Linked DNA regions of Homo sapiens: region 1 is linked to region 2. A link is a loop called in an ENCODE intact Hi-C map of the cell type or tissue named here. Cell type or tissue: HepG2. All regions are shown on one strand. Each heading gives the region's core, and the rest is flanking DNA. Links, peaks and the distances in the headings are about the cores only. Region 1 overlaps EXOC6 (exocyst complex component 6). Region 2 overlaps EXOC6 (exocyst complex component 6).

Region 1 (8,713 bases), core at 1,997-6,996, 150 kb after region 2:
TTTGAAGTGCCAAAGAATTAAAGGAAGATACATTTGGGTTTACTTCTGAATATAACAAGACCAGACATCTCACAAAGTTTACCTTAAGGTCCAGATATTAGAAAAGTATGCTGCCCTTTTGGGAAAGCTTAGATTTTAAAGGATTAGTCTGAACCTAAATGACTTTTGCGTTTTTCTTCTTTTTGCTCCAGTGTCATAATTCCGGAAGTTTATAGTTTATGTGCTTAAATATGTAGGTGATAGGTGCTTATGCCTTCAGCTATCGATATGAACTTTGAACTCAAATTTTTATGATTATTTTAAGAGTAAACGTTAGAGCTGTTTTGTAGTTTGGAAAATTACCCTGTAAAATGATTTTTCAAAAACCAAAAACAAACACTGTGATAATTACAAAAATTGTTTATGCTCACTGTTTTTAAAAATTTCTTAAAAGTACTATAATTGCACACTCACAAAAAGTTACAAATATAGTTTAGAGAGGTCCCTTGTACACTTCCCCCAGTGCTAACGTTTTACATAGCTATAGTATTTGTCGAAACCAGGAAATTGGGGCCTGTCGTGGTGGCTCACGCCTGTAATCCCAACACTTAGGGAGGTTGAGGTGAGCGGATCACTTGAGGCCAGGAGCTCTAGACCAGCTTGGCCAACATGGCAAAACCCCGTCTCTACTAAAAATACAAAAATTAGACGAGTGCATTGGCATATGCTTGTAATCCCCACTAGTTGGGAGGTTGAGACATGAGAATTGCTTGAACCTGGCCTGCGGAGGTTGCAGTGAGCCAAGATCTTGCCACTGCACTCCAGCCTGGATGACAGATCAAGACTCTGTCTCCAGAAAAACAGAAACGAAAACACAGGAAGTAGATATTGTATGTTCACTGTTAAACTAAAATCAAACCTAAAAAGAAAGCTCTCAGGCCGGGCACGGTGGCTCACACCTGTAATCCCAGCACTTTGGGAGGCCGAGGCGGGCAGATCACCGAAGGTCGGGAGTTCAAGACCAGCCTGACCAACATGGAGAAACCCCATCTCTACTAAAAATACAAAACATTAGGCATGATGGCGCATGCCTGTAATGTCAGCTACTTGGGAGGCAGAGGCAGGAGAATCACTTGAGCCTGGGAGGTGGAGGTTGCAGTGAGCCGAGATCACACCATTGCACTCCAGCCTGGGCAACAAGAGTGAAACTCCATCTCAAAAAAAAAAAAGAAAAAAAAGAGAAAGCTCTTATTTTCCCCTCCTCTTCAGTCTTTCACAGTCATTATTTCCCTCCAGACCTTTGTAGTGTACATTCGAACATGTATACATGCAGATACTTACATGCACACATGTAGTTATTTCCTTTTTGGGGGAGGTATGTTATAATTCACATTTTTCATGCAACATATGCTTTCATATTGGTAAATATGGATGTTTCATTCTTTTTAATTTCTTTGTACTGTCTATAGTGTACATATACCATAATTTATTAAACAAGTCCTCATTTGTTGGACATTATGGATTCTTTAGTTTTGTCTATCTATTAATGAAGCTGCCATTAATATATTTATACATATATATCGAGCACTTGTGTAAGTATTTCTGTAGGCCTTTAGAAGTGGAATTACTGGGTACTGCTGAAAAAGCTCTCCAAAAAAGTATATAAATCAGAATTATTTTTAAAAGAGATACGTAACTTGGCAATATGACAATAAATAAAGCTAACAGATTTATGGAAAAAATTAAGTCATTTAAGTTTGCAGTTGGGCAAATACAGAATATTTCTTATTTACAATATAAGCATTATTGTAATATGATACATTTTAAGGTAAATTTTCAGTGAGTTACACAAGGATTAAATCTTTGTTTCCACAGACTGTGCATAATGTAAAAAGAGACAGTCCCAGATTTACCTGTTTTCAATTATCAATATTCCTGCTCTTTTTTTCACTGAAAGGGATAGGTTAAAATTTTTAGAACAGTTTGTCAACTATGGAGGGTAGTGATATTCTGGCCTTTGATAAATATCATATATGCAGTAAACTAATGATTAACTATTAACATTGGCATTACTCAACAAGGAGCTATATCTTTTCTCTCAAAATTAATTCACATTTTTGCCAAACTTCCTTTCTTCTTCTACTTTTTTTTTTTTTTTTTGGAGACAGGGTTTCTCTGTCGCCCAGGCTGGAGTGCAGTGGTGTGATCATGGCACATTGCAGCCTCAACCTCCCCAGGCTCAGGTGATCCACCTCAGCCTCCGGAGTAGCTGGGACTACAGGTGCATGCCACCACACCCAGCTGATTTTTGTATTTTTTGTAGAGGCAGAGTCTTGCCATGTTGCCCAGATTGTTCTGAAACTCCTGGCCTCAAGCGATCCACCTCAGCCACCCAATGTGCGGGGATTAATAGGGCCACTACATCCAGCCCTATTATTCTCCATTTTTTTTTTTTGAAATGGAGTTTCTCTCTTGTTGCCTAGGCTGGAGCATAGTGGTGTGATCTCAGTTCACTGCAGCCTCTGCCTCTCAGGTTCAAGCGATTCTCCTGCCTCAGCCTCCTGAGTAGCTGGGATTACAGGCACGTGCCACCACACCCAGCTAGTTTTTCTATGTTTAGTAGAGGCAGGGTTTCGCCATTTTGGCCAGGCTGGTCTCAAACTCCTGACATCAGGTGATCCGCCTGCCTTAGCCTCCCAAAGTGCTGGGATTACAGGTGTGAGCCACCGCACCTGGCTATTACTCATTTTTAAGAAATATTTTTCTCGGGCCGGGTGCGGTGGCTCACGCCTGTGATCCCAGCACTTTGGGAGGCCGAGGTGGGCGGATCACGAGGTCCGGAGATCGAGACCACGGTGAAACCCCGTCTCTACTAAAAATACAAAAAAATTAGCCGGGCGCGGTGGCGGGCGCCCGTAATCCCAGCTGCTCGGAAGGTGGAGGCAGGAGAATGGCGTGAACCCGGGAGGCGGAGCTTGCAGTGAGCCGAGATCGCGCCACTGCACTCCAGCCTGGGCTACAGAGCGAGACTCCGTCTCCAAAAAAAAAAAAAAAAAAAAAAAAAATTTTTCTCTAATAAATTTTTTTTGTTGACTGGAAATTTTTTTTTTTGTTACAGGTTTCTTTCAGTTTGGAGGATAGTTATGGGAAGTTTAAATATTTAAATGCTTTGTTAGAAAAACAGTAAATGCACTGTTTGTTTTACATACTAGTGGATATTATAACCACAATTCCTATTTTCAGTTATGATCTTTTTGCTACATAAAATAATATTCCCTAGACAACCTATACTGTATTTGCCATATCAAGTGTGAATCTGACAACAGAGTTCTAAAAAAATCCTACTAAGCATTCTTTTTGAAAGCAGATTGGCTACACATACAAATAAAAAGAAATGTTTGTGTAAATTAAGCCATCCTAGTCTAATTGTTTAAGCAGTTAATTTATAAATTGAAGAAATTATCTTCTAATCCTATTTTACATATAAATTTGAACATGACACGTAATTTCCCTGAAAGTCAACTTCTACTTTTATAGAGAACAGCCAGCACTCTACTTGAATGAGACGTATATATACATGACAGAGTTCTAGACTCAAGCAATATTGATTCAACAATATTGAGCTTTCCAGTGGTTTAAATTAGAAGCTTTTTCATGTATAATCTCTGCTTTTCCTTCATGGCTGTTTTGTCCCAGAAGAGACACAGTTCTTAAACTTTTGCTTCTTAAAGTGTTCTATGAAATATAATTTAGCTCAGTTCAACAAGCTTTGAGTACCCTAAAGGGAGAAGAGCTATTACCTCTACCCTTGAAGAACTCAAAATTTGATTAGAAAGTGAAAACAAACATACAAAGGAAAAGTAAGTATATGTACACACTCCGCACTTTAGGAAGTTATCAATGGCCCATAGAGCCACCTATCTTCTAATTTAGATGGTGCAGAGAACTCAACGCTGCCAACACTTTGCTAGCACTTCAAAGGGATGTATTCTTCCACCTATATATGTATATATATATATACCATCTATTAAAAAAGGCCGGTCATGGTGGCTCATGCCTGTAATCCCAGCACTTTGGGAGACCAAAAGGTCAATAGTGACCTCTTCAGAGCCAAGTGGATAATAGTTGTCATGAAAATTTTTACTAATATACACCAAAAGGCTGATATTGCTGAAGGTATTTTTTTTATTTGAGACTACCATTTATAGCATTATTCTCTAAACTTCCTCTTAGATATGCATTGCAGTGCTTAGTACTCATAGTTAAGTCACTGTTTAGTCCCTAGAGTATTTTGCAATGTATATTTCTCTCCTTTTCTTTGAACCCATTTGTGTTTTCGTAAATGTCAGAACATCTACCAATTACCTTCAAATTGTGATTCAGTGATTTTCATGGTCATAAAATCCTAAGACTTGAGGATTGGAAGGGACTTCCAAAAATCTAACCCCTGGCTCCAAACCTCTTAGAAGCTCTCCCCAGCAAGTGCCCTTGCTGCTGCTCCAGATATCTGGACATTCACCCCATCCAAATAGAGGCTTCTCTTCCCTTTTGAAAATCTCAGGGCAGCCTCCACCATTTCTCTCTGAGACTTGGTCAGACACTGCTGTTTCTGTTACTTCTCAGTCACACATCCTTCATCTGAGAAGATTAAAATAAAATTTGATTATTCAATGAAATTAAGTAGTTTCCACTTCCTTACTCTACTCCTTCTCACCTTCCAACTTTTTTCCTGTTTCATTCACTCCTTGTTTTGTCTACTCATCTTTTCACTTCTTCTGGCCCACTTATTCTATGCCACCTGAAAACCCTCATTGCAATGTAAATGGCCCTACTGCTTCAACTGTGTGGCAGAATGCTTTCTTCACCTCCTTTTCATAGAATTCGGAGGATACTGCTAACCCTGCAGCTCTCTCTAGTGGCAGGATGCATTCTTTCATGGCTACACGTGTGAATGAGATTCGTGTTCCCCTGGTTCCTCATTTCTATTTGTAGACCATTGTTCCTCCACTCTTGAGTGAAAGCTCCAGCCCCTCTGAGCCTCTTGTCTTCCATCTCTATCACCATCAACCTCTCACTGTTGCTTTTGCAGTCAGCTTATCTATATCCACACCCATTCTTCCTGTCCTTCATTCTCAGGTGTTAGGAAGCCTTTTTAATGAGGCTCTCATCTTCCTATGCCCTTGACCCTATCTTTTGTATGGGATTTTGTTTCATTTTGTTTCATTATTCATCTGCCTTTCCTCTGCTTTATCCTTTTCTTTTTTTTGAGACGGAGTCTCACTTGTTGCCCAGGCTGGAGTGCAGTGGCGTGATCTCGGCTCACTGCAAGCTCCGCCTCCCAGGTTCACGCCATTCTCCTGCCTCAGGCTCCCAAGTAGCTGGGACTACAGGTGCCTGCCACCACCCTGGCTAATTTTTTGTATTTTTAGTAGAGGCGGGGTTTCACTGTGTTAGCCAGGATGGTCTTGATCTCCTGACCTCGTGATCCACCTGCCTTGGCCTCCCAAAGTGCTGGGATTACAGGCGTGAGCCACTGCGCCCGGCCTGCTTTATCGTTTTCTTAGCCTAAAAACATTTTAGCTATTTCCAATTTCTCTTCCCTCATTTGCATCCTTAAAAGAGTGGTTTATAATTGATTATTCTTATTTTCACATCTCTCATTCATTTCTCAATCCATTCCTATCTGCTTTGCCACACTGCTGAAATAGTGTTCACTTAGGTCACCAGGGAAGGCCAGTAGACATTTTTAGCCCATATCCTATTGGTTCTTTCTGCTGCATTTGGTAATGTGGATCATGTTCTCTTTAAAATTCTCTCGTCTTCTGAGTCTGTACTCCCTTAACATCCTTCCTCTTTCTTTTCTGTGGTCTCCTTTTCTGCCCCCTAAATGTTGGTTTCCCCAAGGTTTCTGTCCTTAGAACACTGCTCCCTATACTCCTGACCTAGGTGAGCTGACCCGCTTTCATCAGATCTCTGGCAGTATGCCTTAGATACATATCAAGTTGCTTGGTAAACCATTTGACTTAGGTGTGTGTCCCGCATGCTGTGTGACCAAAGCTGTTGACTTGTTATCTTCCCTTATTCTCAAATCACATCCCTTTTTCATGTTGTCTTTTTTGATTGGTAGAACCACTTTGCCATGTCCTGGACAATCACCACGTCCTAGGGATTTTTTTCTCCTAAGTATTTCTCAAACCCATCCTCTTCTCTCCATGTTAACTACTTGCCTACCTATTCATCATTTTCTCTCTATCCCAACTATGTACCTGTCTGTCCCAATGTATTTTAAGATTGTTACAACAGTCTCCTAATTATTTTTTCTGCCTTAAGTGCATTTACTACAGAACCGAAGTGGTGAATCTGACCATGTCAGCTCCCTTGTTTGTTTGTTTATTTATTTATTTATTTGAGATGGAGTCTCACTCTGTTGCCCAGGCTGGAATGCAGTGGCATGATCTTGGCTCACTGCAACCTCTACCTCCTGGGTTCAAGCAATTCTTCTGCCTCAGCCTCCCAAGTATGCCTCAGCCTCCCAAGTAGCTGGGGTTACAGGTGCCTACCACCATACCTGGCTAATTTTTTTTGTATTTTTAATAGAGACAGGGTCTTACCACATCGGCCAGGTTGGTTTCGAACTCTTGACCTCAAGTGATCTGCCTGCCTCGGCCTCCCAAAGTGCTAGGATTACAGGCGTGAGCCACCGTGCCCGGCATTATTTATTTATTTATGAGATGGAGTCTTGCTCTATCTCCCAGGCTGGAGTGCACTGGTGCGATCTCGGCCCACTGCAACCTCCACCTCCTGGGTTCAAGTGATTCTTCTGCCTCAGCCTCCTGAGTAGCTGGGACTACAGGCACATGCCACCAAGCCCAGCTAATTTTGGTATTTTTGTAGAGAGAGGATTTTACTGTGTTGGCCAGGCTGGTCTTGAACTGCTGATCTCAAGTGATCCACACCCCTCAGCCTGTCAAAGTGCTGGTATTACAGGCCTGGGCCACTGCGCCCGGCCAGCTTCCTTGTTTAGAACCTTTCAATGGCTACCCAAAGTTCCTGAACAAGGCATATATATCCTTTTATGATTCAGCTCCTGACCCCTTCTCCAGCCTGTCTTATACTACCCCCTTACTCATATTTCAGTTTAGCAGCACTAAAGTACATGGCATTTCCCCATAAGCATAACTGTTTCTTGTCCTTGTGTCTTTCCTCACACTGTTCCATCTGCTTGAAATACCACGAGCCCTCCTTTGATTAACTCCTTAAGACTCAGTTTGGGTGTCATCTAAGACAGCTGCTTAGGTCTACTTCCCACCCCCTAAGCAATAATTGATGCTCTGATAATAGCCTATACATATGTCCATCTGTGTAATCAGCATGTTAGTTTGTAATTATGTTTGTGTGAATATCTTTCCCTTTATACTTGTGAACTTCTTAAATCCAAAGACTGGGCCATTACCGTCTTTTCATCACTAGTGTCAAATATAGTGCTTGTCACATGTGAACACAATCTCTTTTACGGAAGAGAAAGTTGGGACTCAGAGTTTGTAACTCCCTTAAATGATTCAGTCAAAATGAAAGTAGCTTGATTTTTAAAAACCTGGGTTGGGAGGAAATTTAGTAGGGCACAGACTAAACACTACTGGTACCTGCTATAGTATGCTACCAGAACTGTGAGAAATACATTTGTATTGTTTATAAGTCACTCGATCTGTGGTACTTTGTTATGGTAACCCAAACAGACTAAGACAGCGTCATAAGAAGTATTAACTCTGAAGTATTTTCTTATTTAAGTGAAGTATAATTGGATAGCCAAATAATATCCAGAGTATTGATTAAGTGATACAAAGGAAGAGCTTGATTTTTTTCCAGCCAGATGGTGCCGATTTCTAACATTCTGAAGCACCATAATCAAATATCAGATATTTTACTATTATTATTATTATTATTATTATTATTATTATTTTTTGAGATGGAGTCGCCCAGGCTGGAGTGCAGTGGCGCAATCTTGGCCCACTGCAACCTCTGCCTCCTGGGTTCAAGCAATTCTCTGCCTCAGCCTCCTGAGTAGCTGGGATTACAGGTGCCCACCACCACAGCCAGCTAATTTTTTGTATTTTTAGTAGAGACGGGGTTTCACCATCTTGGCCAGGCTGGTCTTGAACTTCTGACCTCGTGATCCACCCGCCTCGGCCTCCCAAAGTGCTGGGATTACGGGCCTGAGCCACCGCGCCCAGCTACAATTATTCTTTTAAAATGCTGACTCATGTTAAGTTGTATTGTCTACTGAGCTTTCCCTAAAGTCGTTGCATACTCTCTTAATTACCCCAGATTCTTACTATGAATTAAGTTGTATTTTTAATATTTTATGAATTTACTTTCAACCGATCTGTAAATACTTAAAGAATACTTCCAGTTTTCTTACCTGTTTGTTATTTCTCTTTCTCTTCTTTGTTCTCCTCTTAATTATCATCAACAAACTTTACCTCAACTGTGTTGAGGGCACTGGGCCAGGCACTGTTTTTATGTATTACAAAGAAGAGATGCCATGGTTTGAGTTTTTTCTGATGGCCTAGTGTAAGATGATTATGCAAAGTGTCAATGGAAACAATTGTCTTAACAGGATAACAGCCTATTTTGCTTAGAAATGTCCTAATTTCCTGTTTTTAGGTTATCCAGAGGTCAGGTAGGGATTTCTTTTTGTACTCTCATAGTGCAGATTCACATCGTGCAAGCATCA
Region 2 (8,713 bases), core at 1,255-6,254:
TCATTTGTGAAAAAGAGGCAGTGATAGTTTCTCTGATGTGTATAAGAAATAAATGAAACACTAAATGTAAAAAATGCAAAAGGACATATAAAAATGTTAGGTGTTAGTGGTAGTCAGATCCTTTGGTGTGATAATTGAGTTTTGGTCATATTTATTTGATATTTGTATCTAGTACTCAGTTGTTCAGCCACTGGTTCACTTGTTTAACGAGGATTTGGTTGTCTCATGTGTATACTATACTAGTCATTAGTGTATGTTAAGCACTTACCATGTGTCAGTTATTGTTTAAGAATTTTTCATGTTTACTAATTTAATCCTCCTAACACTCTAATGTAGATACTATTTTTTAAAGACTTTTTTTTCTTTAGAGTAGTTTTAGGTTTCTAGCAAGATTGGGAGGAAGTACAGAGATTTCCCATATATTCCCTATCCTACTCATCCAAAGCCTCCCCAGCGTCAATATCCCTCACCACAGTAGTAGATTTTTAAAAACTGATGAACCTACATTGACACATCATTATCATTCAAGGTCTAGTCTAGATTCATTTCTTTGCATGTGTATGTCCGGTTGTTTTAGCACCATTTGTTGAAGACTGTCTTTTCTCTATTGTATTACCTTTGCTCCTTTGTCAAAATTCAGTTACTATGTTTATGTGGGTTTATTTCTGGTCTGTCTATTCTGTTCCATTGATCTGTTTGTTTTACCAATACCATGCAATCTTGATGACTGTAACTTTATAGTAAATCTTGGGTCGTGTTGTCAGTATTCCAATTCTGTTCTTTTTTTTTTTCTTTCTTTCTTTTTCAGAGTGGGGGTTGCGCTCTGTCACCCAGGTTGGAGTGCGGTGGCACAATCATGGCTCATTTCTGTCTCAAACTCCTGGGCTCAAGCAATTTTCCCATCTCAGCCTACTGAGTAGCTGGGACTACAGGCGTGTGCCACCATGCCTGGCTGAATTTTGTCCTTTTTCAATATTGTGTTGGCTATTTTGGGTCTTCTGCCTTTCTATATAAACCCAAGGATCAGTTTATCGATGTCTGCAAAATAACTTGCTGGGATTTTGATTGGGATTGCCTTGAATCTATAGATGAAGTTGGGAAGAACTGATACCTTAATGATATTGTCTTCCTCTTCATAAACATGGAATAGTTCTTTATTTATTTAGTTCCTTGATTTTTTTAAAATCAGAGTTTTGTAGTTTTCCTCCTGTAGATCTTGTGTATTTTTTAGATTTATATCTAAGTATTTCATTTTGGAGGATGCTAATGTAAATAGTATTGTGTGTTTAACTTCAAATTCTACTTGTTCATTGCTGTATGTGCTATTATTATCCTGATTTTATGGTTGTGAAAACTGATACTTAGAGAATTCAGGTGGCTTACCTGAGGTTGAACTGCTAGTAAGTGCCTTTTCTAATTCCATCCATTCATCTATTAATTCATGCATTTATTAATGAATTATTTATTGAGCTTCTGTTATATGATAGACACTATTCTAGGGCTGGGGATGCAATAGGGAACAAAACAGTCAAAAACTATGTCCTCATGCAACTTACATTCCAGTAGGGGAAGACAGATAATACTTAAAAGTGTGAAACAGAGAGTATATTCTACAGTGGAAGGAATGATATAGTGATAAACTCCTTTGTTTTAGAAGATTAAAAAATAAAGCAGGGAAGGGGATAGTGTGTGTGTGTGTGTGTATCTGTCTGTCTGCCTATCTATCTCTGTGTCTGGTCTATCTAGATAGCATAGATGGGAATATGCCTGTGTATTAAGAAAGCCATGAGGAGGCCAGTGTTGCTGGCATGGAATAAGTAAAATGGAGAGTAAGTAACAGGAAGTGAGGTCAGTGAGGTAACAAGAGGCAAAATTATGTAGGGTCTTATGGGCTGTTGTAAGATAAACTGGGTTTTGAGCAGAAGAGAGACATGGGCTTTGCCTTAGGTTTTAATGGGACAATTCCCATTAGCTATCATCTGGCTGCTGTATTGAGAACAGACTGAAAGGGAACAAGGATGGAATCAGGGAGACCAGTTAGGAAGCAGTTGACAAATCTACGCAAGACATGTTGTTGGCTTAGTCCAGGGTGATACCAATGGGGAGGTAGTTTGCTGGAGAAGGAGAATAGTCAAGGGTGAGTCCAAGGTTTTTTGCCTGAGCAACTAGAAAAGTGGGGTTTACTGAGATGAGGAAGACTATGGGAAGGGCAGGTTTTGTGAAAGGAGATCAGGAATTCATTTTCGGACATATTTGAGGTGCTTATCAGACATCTAATTGGAGAGATATATGAGTTTGAGGAGAGGTCAGGGCAGAGATAAAAATTTAGCAGGTGTCAGTGTGCTTATGGAATTTAAAGCTACAAGTCAAGATGACATGGAGATAGAAAAGAGAATATGTCCAAGATCAGAGCCTAGTTCTAACTCAGCTCTTACAGAACCTACATTTTTTAAAAAATTAAAAAAATTAAAATTTATATTTGACGTACATTAGAATGTAGGCATAGATGCCAAGAACCTAAATTCTTTTTTTTCTTTTTTAGACGGAGTTTCACTCTGTCACCCAGGCTGGGGTGCAGTAGTATGATCTTTGCTCACTGCAACCTCTGCCTCCCGGGTTCAAGCGATTCTCCTGCCTCAGCCTCCTGAGTAGCTGAGATTACAGGCACCTGCCACGACACCCAGCTAATTTTTGTATTTTTAGTAGAGACAGTGTTTCACCATGTTGGCCAGGCTAGTCTCAAACTCCTGACCTCAAGTGATCTGTCCGCATCGGCTCCCAAAATGCTGGGATTACAGGTGTGAGCCACTGCACCTGGCTGCCAAGAGTCTAAATTCTTAATAATTGGTATCCTATATTGTTACCTCTTGTATTAGAGAGTGTATTCATTAAAAACCTAAGACAGAGGCTACCCTCAAGAAGTTTATGGTCTATTTGGGGAAACAAAATATATTTTAAATACAAAACATGTAAATTACAATACAAAGTAATATATGATTACGTGTCAGAATAACTGTAAGGGGTTGTAAGTTTACCTGTCCTGCAGATGAAAAGATTACTTGGCATGGGAATGATTGGCAAAGGCCTGCTGGAAGAAATGGGACTTGAAATGAACCTCAAACAATGGGCAACGGATGTGGGGTGAGGTTTGGAAAGTTCCCAAGACCACTCTCAGGTTCAAAAATTTGCTAGAGGGACTTGCAAAATTCAGCAAAGTTGTTACACTCATAGTTACTGTTTGTTACAGCAAAAACAACAACAACAAAAACTTTCAAAAAACTACACAGATTAAAATCAACAGCAGAAAAGGCACATAGGACAGGGACTAGGAGAGTTCCACGAGTGAGCTTTCAGTTGTCCTTTCTCAGTGGAATTGTGGACAGCACTTACTGCTCCCAGCAGTGATGTGTGGTAACACGCATGGAGTATTGTCAATCAGGGAAGCTCATCCAAGCTTTGATATCCAGGAATTTTATTGGAGTTTGGTCATATAGCCATGACTGACTACCCATGTAGACTTGGCTGACTGCCCACATTGCTGACCTCCTGCCCCTCCACAGCTAAAACTGTGTGGCCTCAGGCCTCACCGTGAGTCACACTGTTAGCATCTGCTATTTGGCAGTCAAAGCCTTCCAGGTAAACAAAGAAGACACTTACCAGGCAGGGTATGCCAAAGGCTTTCCTCCCAGGAATCAGTGGCAAGGGTAGTCCTTTACTGCATGGTGAATAGAGGGGTACGCTCTCTGTGGAGACAGCATGAGCTGAGAGACAGTAGGAATGAATATGCCATGTTTAGGAAACATTGTGGTGACTGCAATATGGGCTTGTACCTGAGAATATGAACCCTGGAGCCGGACTATCAGGAGTCATATCCCAGCTATCACTTGTGCTGGTTGTGGAATTTATGGCAGTTCAGTAATCTGTAACTCTTCTGTAAAACAAGGGTAATAACAATACCTACTTTGTAGCCTTGTTGTGGGGATTAAAGAGTTAATATATAAAGCATTTAGAACATGAGCGTTTACTTTACATAGTAAATGCTGTAAAAATCATGAGTTTGTTCATTCATTCTTTAACCATTCATTCACTCAGTAATTCTTTGTTTTTGAATGTTAGTATGTTAAAGACTTGTATTAGGCCCACATCTCCTGAGCCTCATACCTTTATTTCCAGATACCTCATGCTATATCTAGAGCTTGTGTGGTTCTTTTAATATTATCATGTTCAAGAAGAAATAAAATACTTTCACGCAAATTATTTCTGCTAAAGGTAATATTATCACCAGTTTATTTGTTCAGAGATTTAATTTTAAGATATCACCTCTTGCAAAGATCAGGCTTACTAAATAATACATTTTGGTTAATTTTAGCTTTCTTATATACATTCAGGTCTGTGTATGATGACCAACCAAATGCGCACAAGAAGTTTATGGAAAAGTTAGATGCTTGTATCCGTAATCATGACAAGGAAATTGAAAAGATGTGTAATTTTCATCATCAGGGTTTTGTAGATGCTATTACAGAACTCCTTAAAGTAAGGACTGATGCAGAAAAACTGAAGGTAAGAAATATGTTAAAATTATTTGCCTTTGTTCTCATTAAATTACTCAAGTCTTAGTTGATAGTACATATGTACAAGTCATTATTAAGTATGTTACTTTCAAGAAGTGAATTAGTATATGTATTAGGGAATGCTCTTTATGCTCTATTAACACAGTTGTCATGCTAATGACAGGAGTATTCTCTTTTTCTGAAGCAAGTAATGCACTGACTTAACAGGATTTCTTTCCATGCAGGGAAGTGAACTCAAAACATGCATACAATGAAAGGCCCTATTTGCAGTTTTTGAATTTCTAAAATGACAGTTAGTACAATATTTATAAAATGTTATCCTCTAAAATTCCTTTAAAAGCTTATGATAAATAGTTATGTTCTCAGCATTATTTAATAATGTTAAAACTTTTTGAAAAGTTTAACAGCAGTGTGTATTTTTCTTAAAGAAAGTTGGTCTACACTTTCTGCCATACAGCTAAAACATTATTTATTAAAAGAGACCTAGATTTGTTCAGTCAGGATAAAAAATATTTAATTATAAGAATTGTCCTATTTATCTTTCTTTACGTTTAGAGCACTTAGCAGACAAAATGACCCTGGTTCACCAAAGGTTATGATTAGAAAACCATTGTATAAAGGATATTCAGATAACAAGAGACTAACTACAGCATCAATGAGGTCACTGAGCATCTTTGTTCAGAAATTAATGAGATTTTTAATAAACCAGAATGTGCTTCCTTACTATGATGACCTAATGAGTCACTTAATATGTGGGAAAATTTGAGGTTGAGCTTTGCCTGCACCTGCAGCATTAAAATGTTGCTGTGGATTGAAATTTCTGTGTTTGATGTTAATCAACCACCCAGTGTTTGCATTCAGCAAAGTATGAATGTTTAATTACCATAAAATGCAATCACCATTTCCTACAGACAATGAATGGCACATAGACCTCATTGAAGTTATCAAAAGGGGACCAGTGGTCAATTGGGTCAGTGATTTGAATTGTTTGACAGACTTAGAGAAGCAAGTAAAGTTCAAAAATCCTGAGTAAATTTGAGAAGTTTGCCACAGAATCTGTTAAAAAGAACTGTCATAAGTAATTGAAGTTAACAAAAGCCCTTTTCAATCAAAAGTTCAAGTTCAAGCTGTAGAGTTAATTTGAATTTGCATTTCTTTGTTCTAAGTTTCTCATGAAGCATGATCTGATTACAAGGGTGAGCAGTTACATCAGGGCAGTTTTATGCATATTTGTCTAACTAAGGTGAAATTAAATTTTTAAGGTGCAAGTTACTGATACCAACCGAAGGTTTCAAGATGCTGGAAAAGAGGTGAGAAAATGATACTTTTCTGGGTATTCAGTATGTAGTTGTTCTTTAACTGTTTGTTTAAAAATATGAACATTCCTTCTTTTCTAAGGTGATAGTCCACACAGAAGATATCATTCGATGTAGAATTCAGCAGAGAAATATTACAACTGTAGTAGAAAAATTGCAGTTATGCCTTCCTGGTGAGTTAAACTTGTCTATAATAAAACGTTTGGCTTGGTAAAGTTGTAATTTAATAATAGCAAGTAGTGATTCTTTGGTATGGGAATTACAGATTATTTGGTGATTGCCTCACAACAAAGACCATGCTTATCTTTCAGGTTCATTTTATTCCCTGAATATTCATGCTTTTGTCATGTTAGAAAGCTCTTGTTTGATTATATGTCACATCAGTTTCCTAGAACAGCAACTTCTACATTTCCATTTCCTTTTGGCCTCTTTTGCCTTTTGTCCCCCATAACCCTTTTTTGTTTTTCCTCGGAATACTTTCCCATGGGGAGAGTCTTTTGGTTACATTTTCTCACCTTTACCTAATTTGCCTGATTTTTTACCTCTAGTTTTCCATTGTTTTTTGTTTGTCACTTAGCAGGTTGTTTTTGCTTTGCTCACAATCTCATTGTGCTGATAAGGTAAGAAAAACATCAAAAGAGCTGGATCTTCACCATTCTTGCCTTTCCTCCTGTATTTTGGAAACGCTGTTTCTGGTCTCTTTGTTAGGGCTAAATATTACTTGGGCATCAGATAAATTCCGAGGAAATTAACTAGTATTTTCTTTACCTGGATTTAATATACTTTAAGTTGGATGCATTCTGTTCAAACAAAAGGAAGCAGGTATATGACTTTTTTTCTTTTTATTTATTTTAATTTTTAATTTTTTTAGGGATAAAGTCTCACTCTGTTGCCCAAGCTAGAGTGCAGTGGCATGATCATAGCTCACTGCAGCCTTGAACTCCTAGGTTCAAGCAATCCCCTTGTCTTAGTGTAGTGTTGGGATTACAGGCATGAGCCACCACACCCGGCCTTTTTTTTTTTTTTTTTTTAAATATAGTAAGCTGAATCCATCTTTTGTCCCATTTTTAAACTTATTATTTTTTTTTTAGGAAGGAGCCTAAACCTCCATATTCAGCAGAATAGAATGAGATGATGAGATGTTTTATATTATATATATATGTGTATATATGTGTATATATATGTGTGTATATATATGTGTATATATATGTGTATATATATGTGTATATATATGTGTATATATATATGTGTGTATATATATGTGTATATATATGTGTGTGTGTGTGTGTGTATGTATGTGTATATATATATATATATATATATATATATATATATTTTTTTTTTTTTTTTTTTTTTTTTTTTTTTTTTTTGGCGGAGTCTCACTCTATCTCCCAGGCTGGAGTGCAGTGGTATGATCTCTGCTCATTACAACCTCCACCTTCTGGGCTCAAGTCATTCTCCTGCCTCAGCCTCCTGAGTAGCTGGGATTATAGGTGCCACCACCATGCCTGCCTAATTTTTGTATTTACAGTAGAGGTGGGGTTTCACTATTTTGGCCAGGCTGGTTTCAAACTTCTGGCCTCAAATGATCTGCCTGCCTCGGCCTCCCAAAGTGCTAGGATTACAGGTGTGAGCCACTGCACCCGCTATATGCTATTTTTATGATGTAAATTTAGCTTAGACTACAAATTATATTGTTAAAACTGTTAGCAGATTTTATTGGCTAAAAAAATTGTAGTATTATTATTATTATTATTTGAGACAGAGTCTCACTCTGTTGGCCAGGCTGGAGTGCAGTGGCTGAATCTTGGTTCACTGCAACCTCAGCCTCCCAAGTAGCTGGGATTACAAGCATGCGCCACCATGCCCGGCTAATTTCAGTATTTTTGGTAGAGGTGGGGTTTCACCATGTTGGGCAGGCTGGTCTCAAGCTCCTGGCCTCAAGTGATCCATCCACCCCAGCTTCCTAAAGTGCTGGGATTACAGGTGTAAGCCACTGCGCCTGGCCTGTTTTTTGACTTGTGAGAATAGCTTTTCTTTTTTTTTAGAATCAATGAAATTCTACTCAGCTTAATCTCTGATGGACCAGGTATATTTACGTAAAAACTTTGAGTAAATAAAATGTTGGCTTATTATGTTAAGTTTCAGGGTTGAGAAACCTATTTCCTTATAGTCATGTTTAATAATACCTCTTTGCCACCGTCAGGTGCATTGTAATAGCCATGAAGATGTCCTCTAAGTTTGAATGTTTTGTCCCTGTCTGATAATAAACCTTAAAAATTGGGTACTGATGGAATGAGCAAGAGCCAAATTCAGCTTATTCCCCTACTGGGCTATGTAAAATAGAGAAATAAAGGGAAGTAGAGGTCAGCCGTTTGTTACTGCTACTGTCTTCGTTTTTAAGGCTAGGCCGCAACTCTTAGTTCATATAAGTATTGTGTTCCTAATGGCCACCTCCAGAACTACCTGCTTTCCTCTATTCATCTTTCTGTCCTACTATCCACTTATAAATGTGTGTGTGAGGCATCATGGTAGGTATTGGAACTATAAAGTTGGAAATGACACAATCTCAGCTTTTGAAGGATCCTACAATCTGTGAAAGGAAAATAAATCTTGGGACCCCAAAATCACTAAGCCAAGAAAAAAGTCAAGCTGGGAACTGTGTCAGGCAAACCTGCCTCCTATTTTCCTCCTGAATAAGATAGGTACAAAGATAAGAAGCTACATACTCCCTCACAATTTGCCCACTGGAAATTCCTTATGGACAAAGGACAGACAGAACACAAAGTCATCCCTCTGAGGCTCACCTGAGACAAATCCATATCT

The links. Hi-C counts contacts between places; a loop is a spot of excess contacts. Peaks named below come from ENCODE experiments on the same cell type or tissue, not always from the same donor. Only the 100,000 strongest peaks of a DNase experiment are listed, where the experiment ranks them.
Region 1: it touches region 2 in a loop (2.4-fold over the local background); 13 of 110 quality-filtered maps call a loop at or near these places.

What each region holds. Positions count from the first base shown.
Region 1 is chr10:93,035,023-93,043,735 of GRCh38, forward strand. All of the region lies in intron 20 of EXOC6 (exocyst complex component 6), which reads left to right. Among named protein-coding and RNA genes, the nearest start is that of CYP26C1, 21 kb to the right of the region's middle. RefSeq lists a silencer at 4,750-5,044. In HepG2, for the core only: a CTCF peak has its summit at 4,894 (motif pointing left); a DNase peak (open chromatin) is centred at 4,889.
Region 2 is chr10:92,888,961-92,897,673 of GRCh38, forward strand. It overlaps EXOC6 (exocyst complex component 6), which reads left to right. Exons shown (of 22, transcript NM_019053.6): 2 at 4,389-4,560; 3 at 5,834-5,881; 4 at 5,970-6,060. Among named protein-coding and RNA genes, the nearest start is that of EXOC6, 45 kb to the left of the region's middle. RefSeq lists enhancers at 3,432-3,931, 5,264-5,899. In HepG2, for the core only: no CTCF peak of the experiment used is centred there; a DNase peak (open chromatin) is centred at 3,551.